Regions from separate parts of the Homo sapiens genome. Here region 2 is linked to region 1. The links are chromatin loops, found by intact Hi-C in ENCODE. Cell type or tissue: ascending aorta. All regions are shown on one strand. Each heading gives the region's core, and the rest is flanking DNA. Links, peaks and the distances in the headings are about the cores only. Region 1 has its middle 35 kb from the start of LINC02084. Region 2 has its middle 19 kb from the start of SLC4A7.

Evidence for each region. A loop is a pair of places that touch in the nucleus more often than their neighbours do. Peaks named below come from ENCODE experiments on the same cell type or tissue, not always from the same donor. Only the 100,000 strongest peaks of a DNase experiment are listed, where the experiment ranks them.
Region 2: a loop joins it to region 1, with 2.8 times the contacts of the local background. A loop is called at or near these places in 1 of 110 quality-filtered maps.

The regions. Positions count from the first base shown.
Region 1 is chr3:27,676,341-27,679,257 of GRCh38, reverse strand. No RefSeq gene overlaps it. Among named protein-coding and RNA genes, the nearest start is that of LINC02084, 35 kb to the left of the region's middle. In ascending aorta, for the core only: no CTCF peak of the experiment used is centred there; a DNase peak (open chromatin) is centred at 1,437; H3K27ac peaks cover 1,440 bases.
Region 2 is chr3:27,502,321-27,505,237 of GRCh38, reverse strand. No RefSeq gene overlaps it. Among named protein-coding and RNA genes, the nearest start is that of SLC4A7, 19 kb to the right of the region's middle. In ascending aorta, for the core only: no CTCF peak of the experiment used is centred there; a DNase peak (open chromatin) is centred at 1,627; H3K27ac peaks cover 1,984 bases.

The DNA.
Region 1 (2,917 bases), core at 165-2,664:
TCATGCCTGTAATCCCAACACCTTGGGAGGCCAAGGCAGGCGGATCACCTGAGGTTGGGAGTTCTAGACCAGCCTGACTAACATGGAAACACCTGTCTCTACTAAAAATACAAAATTAGCCAGGCATGGTGGTGAATGCCTGTAATCCCAGCTACTCCAGAGGCTGAGGCAAGAGAATCGCTTGAACCTGGGAGGCGGAGGTTGTGGTGAGCCGAGATCGCGCCATTGCACTCCAGCCTGGGCAACAAGAGCAAAACTCTGTCTCAAAAAACAAAAACAAAAAAGGTTATGTGAATGTCATATCTCTCTTTCTCTCAAAATACTGTAATATTTTCAGACCACAGTTGACTGTAGGTAACTGAAACCTCGGAAAGCAAAACTGTGGGTAAGGACAAACTGTTTACACTCTATTTAGACTTTGGGCACTTGGGGGTTTTAGGCACCAGGAGGAACTTCTGTGTTTGTTTCTTTATGGTGTACCTTCCCTAAGATTTTTTGCCAGGAAAAGAGCAAAGGTATTTCTCTGAGTACCATCTTATTTCATATTTTGGAGAGGTTAAAAGGATGGAATAAGAGGATCTTGAACTCTAAGACTATTTCCATTGCTCACTTGCTGTGCAGTATTAGAAGAGCTTCTTACTCTCTATAAGCCTCAGTTTCCCCATCTGTAAAAATCAGAATGTTGATACAGCCTAACACACATGTAAGGAGAGGTTGGGTGAGGAGACAAATGTAAAGTGTTAATGTAGTGCCTAGCACATCATACATCTACAGTAAAGGTGAGCTATTCTATTACTGTTTGTGAAATTCTACCAAGAAGACTCTCTTTGATACTCATTGCAATAGTAGTAGCTACTGAAACACCTCCCCTCAGTGACTTCAAGACCCTGAGTGTTCTCACTTCTTGACTGTATTCTTTAAATTTTTTTAAAACTCATTTTGTTTTCTTTTCTTTCTTTCTTTTTTTTTTTTTTTTTTTTTGAGACAGTCTCACTTTGTTGCCCAGGCTGGAGTGCAGTGACACAATCTCAGCTCACTGCAGACTCTACCTCTCAGGTTCAAGTGATTCTCCTGCCTCAGCCTCCTGAGTAGCTGGGACCACAGGCGTCTGCCACCACACTGGGTTAATTTTTGTTTTGTTTTGTTTTAGTGAAGAGGGGTTTCACCATTTTGGCCAGGCTGGTCTCGAACGCCTGACCTCAGGTGATCCATCTGCCTTGGCCTCCCAAAGTGTTGGGATTACAGGTGTGAGTCACCATGCCCAGCCTCATTTTTTCTCTTTTGGTGAAGATTTTCTCTTTCACCACTCTGGTAGACATCACCTTATATAACTTTTCACCCCACTCACCCAGAGAAGCTGGAAGAAAGGGAAAGGAAAAACACTTCGCTCCATGGGTCTCCGCTCACTCTCTTCTTTCCACACAGCAGAGCAATGATGCAACCAAGGTCAGAGAGTTGGAAATGCCTTAGGGGAGAGCCAAGACCTGAGTCATATTTTCATTATTATTAAAATTCTCATCCACCCAGATCCTGCTGCTTACAAGTCCTGTATAATTTATTTCAAGGCCTGTGCCTGGGTGTTGTAACATGTACTTATGATGCAGCAAAAAATCATTTTATTGTTTTTACTCTAAAGCTGGCTACGGGGCACAGGCCTTCTCCTGGGTTAGAGATTACTCAGTCAGACTCACCTTTCTCCTCAACATGGCTTTTCCCCTCACCACTCCTTTTCATTTCAGTTGAGATGGGGGTGAGGAAACCAAACACTTCTATCCTTGTCATTCAGCCATTTCTGAATCCTAAGGAACTTAGTTACTGGAATTGTCCTCTCCCTAATAGGATCTTTTATTTTTTCTTCAACTTTTATTGTAAGTTCTCGGTACACGTGCAGGATATGCAGGTTTGTTACATAGGTAAACGTGTGCCATGGTGGTTAGCTGCAAAGATCATCCCATCACCTAGGTATTAAGCCCAGCATGCATTAGCTATTCTTCCTGATGCTCTCCCTCTCCCCACTCCCCCTTTGCTCTGCCAAATAGATCTTTATGGCAATACATAAAAAGGAGCTCACCCTGCATCAGTGACTTCAGAATATGTGTATGTTTAGGGGTCTGTGTACACAGTGTGTATGTGTTTGGTTGAGGGTAAGTGTATATGTTGGGCATGTGTTGGGGTTAGTTGAGATGGAACACAAAACTGGATCACAGATACTGCAGCCCTTAAAATGTATCAGCAAATATTTACTGAAACCCTAATCTACTCAAAGCACCGAGATAAAGGAATGCATTACTACACATGGTTCCTAACCTTGGGATTTTACTGTAATCAATGTGAAGAGAGAGGATGTGTGAATATATTTAAAACAAACAAGGAGGGATAATAATTGACAATTGGAAACAAATGCTTTGGGAAATTAAAAGGAGGAAGGATTCACAAAAGTCTGATGGGATTCTAAAAGGCTGCAAGGATAACACTATATTTTAATTGGTCTTTGAAAAAAAATAGGACTTAGATAAGCACAGTAGAAGGGCAACCTCTGGAAAGGCTTGCTTAACACCTAAATACACTGCATTACTCGTGTATCAGTCAAAATTCTTTTGGTTGTCAGTGGCCAAAAACTCATTCAAATTACAAAGGAAATTAAAATTATCCACGTAACGGAGAAGTTCAAGGTGTGATGCTTACTTCAGGTCTCACAAAATGCCATCAGGATTCTCTCTCCTTCCCTTGGCCTAGCTCTTCTTAGTGTTGGCTTTATTTTCTGGTAGGCAGTCTCTGTAAACAGGACTATGCAGAGCTTCAGAATTAAGTTCTACCAACACAAGATATAGCACGTTTTCTCCAGCAGTGCCAGAAACTTCCTGGATTCTCATTAGCTTGGTGTGGGTCAAGTGGCCATCTCATCTATGAATCTATT
Region 2 (2,917 bases), core at 196-2,695, 170 kb after region 1:
CTTCATGGCTTAATCTTTAGTATCCTGGGTCTTTCTTACCCCAGTGTAAGCCCCTCTAGTTATCTAGTGCCTCCCATACATCCCCAAACCAATCTCTGCTTCCTCTTCTTTGCCCTTGATGGGTCTTCCTACCAAACTTTCTCATTCTGCCCTTTGGGACTTTTATTCTCTCCATTGCAGTTTGAGTGATCTTACATAAACACAAGACTGATCAAGTCACTTTGCCTTAAATCCCTCCAAATGGCTCTCACTGCCCTCAAAAAATGCAAAAAATGTTGGAACTCATTAACATAATGGAGAAAGTCCCCACCTTCCACTTTAGCCAGTTTGTTTTAGTTCCTGGAATGTCCCATTCTCTTCTACCCCTGGTTCTTCGAGTGCTGTTTCCTCTATCTGCACACTTTCTCTAGTTTTATTCCTTTTTGTACATTAGGTCTCACCTAGCAGTTTCTATGTTTGAGCCTCTTTCCCTGACCCCAGGAATGAAGCTACCAGGGTTTGCCTGTACTCCCATCAATGCCCTTACCCAGTGCAGAGTAATTTCCTGTTTTCTTGTCTGCTTTCCCTGTTAGGCAGAAAGGTTCACCAGTCTTTGCCTTGTTCATATAGTACCCTCAGGGAGTAGCACGTAATAGATTCTCAACAGAACCACCTTCATGAGCACTGAGAAGGGAGCTGTGGGCTTGGGATTTAATGTTCAGCAGTTGTCCTCTTATACTTAATAATTTATTTTTGAATTTGTGTTTTGTAAATGAAGACCAGTGGAACAATGGAGCATGCACCAGGGGTTTGAAGTCTAGGCTCTAGCCTGGTTCCACCTCACTGGATGCTCTCCTGCCCCTACTCAGTGACTACTGCCATCCTTCTACATCCCCACACACCCACCAACAATCTGGGCACAGGAGGAGCACTATGACCACCTGTGGAGTCACTCACAGAGTCTGCAATGTCTGCAAGGGTCTGCAAATATCCACATGCCCAAGGGAACACGACATTGACTAGCAAATATAAAACATAATTTCAGGTTGAGAAGGAGACTGCAGAAGAAAGAAAAATACTTTTTTCTTGCTTTCTGAACAAGGAGTTTTCCATTTTCATTTTTCACTGGGCCCCACAAACTATGTAGCAAGCCCTGGTTCTCAATGAGTATTTGTTGAAAAGATTAATCAGAGTAATTTGATGAACCAACTGCATGTTGTTTCTTCAAAGCAGTCACCTAGAGAGATTTTCCAACAGTGTTGTCATTTCTTAAAATACTTTGGAACTTTTGAGAAAGTCACTCCTTTGTTTAACAGTTTTTTGAGCATCTACTATGTGCCAGATTCTGGTGTTAAGCAGTGAATTATTCAGACAAGACTGGAAAATCTATTCTTGGAATTACTTTGGAGTGGACTTACTTTTTGAAAGTAGCCAGAAGTCTCTGGGGATCACATTTGGCGAATAAAGTGCACTATAAAGCTAAATAATAGCAATCATATGACTTGAGACTAAAATAAGCTTTATAACAATGAAACCACAAATTAAACATATTGGGTTTCTTGGCCGGGCATGGTGGCTCATGCCTGTAATCCCAGAAATTTGGGAAGCTGAGCAGGGTGAATCACCTCAGGTCAGGAATTCGAGACCAGCCTTGCCAACATGGTGAAACCCTATCCCTACTAAAAACACAAAAATTAGTCCGGGCGCAATGGCTCATGCCTGTAATCCCAGCACTTTGGGAGGCCGAGGCAGGCGGATCATGAGGTCAAGAGTTCAAGACCAGCCTGGCCAACATGGTGAAACCCCATCTCTACTAAGAATACAAAAATTAGCCGGGCATGGTGGCAGATGCCTGAGGTGGGAGAATCACTTGAATCCAGGAGGCGGAGGTTGTAGTGAGCCAAGATCATGCCACTTCCTTCCAGCCTGGGCCACAGAGCGAGACTCCGTCTCAAAAAAACACAACAAAAAATTAGCCAGGTGTGGTGGCGCACTCCTGTACTCCCAGCTACTTGGGAGGCTGGGGCAGGAGAATCGCTTAAAGCTGGGGAGGTGGAGGTTGCAGTGAACCAAGATTGCACCACTGCACTTCAGCCTGGGTGGCAGAGTGATACTCCACCTCAAAAAAAAAAAAAAAAAAAATATATATATATATATATGGGGTCCTTATATGAATTTATAAAATTATTTTAAACAAACATTGAAAATTATTTCTTTCCTTTTTTTTTTTTGAAACGGAGTCTCACTCTCTCGCTCAGGATGGAGTGAGTGGTGCGATCTCAGCTCACCACAACCTCCGCCTCCTGGGTTCAAGCAATTCTCCTGTCTCAGCTCCCCGAGTAGCTGGGATTATAGGTGCATGTCACCATGCCCAGCTAATTTTTGTACTTTTTAGTAGAGATGGGAGTTTCACCATGTTGGACAGGCTGGTCTCAAACTCCAGACCTTGTGATCCACTTGCCTCGGCCTCCCAAAGTGCTGGGATTACAAACGTGAGCCACAGCACCTGGCCAAAAATTATTTCTTAATAAATGTAGAGTATCCCAAGGTTACTACCTTGATGCAGAAATTACAATTTAAATGTAGAAGTTCTATAGTAAATATCTTTTTTTAAAAAAAAAACTTTTTTTGGTCAGTTCCATTTTTCTATATTGTCATTTCTATTTTCTTTCTTTTTTTTTTTTTTGAGTCACAGACTTGCTTTGTTGCCCAGGCTGGAGTGCAGTGGCGAGATCTCAGCTCACTGCAAACTCTGCCTCCTGGGTTCAAGTGATTCTCCTGTCTCAGCCTCCTGAGTAGCTGGGATTACAGGTGCCCACCACCACACCCAGCTAATTTTTGTATTTTTAGTATAGATGGGTTTTCGCTATGTTGGCCAGGCTGGTCTCGAACTCCTGACCTCAAGTGATCCCCCCCACCACCTTGGCCTCCCAAAGTG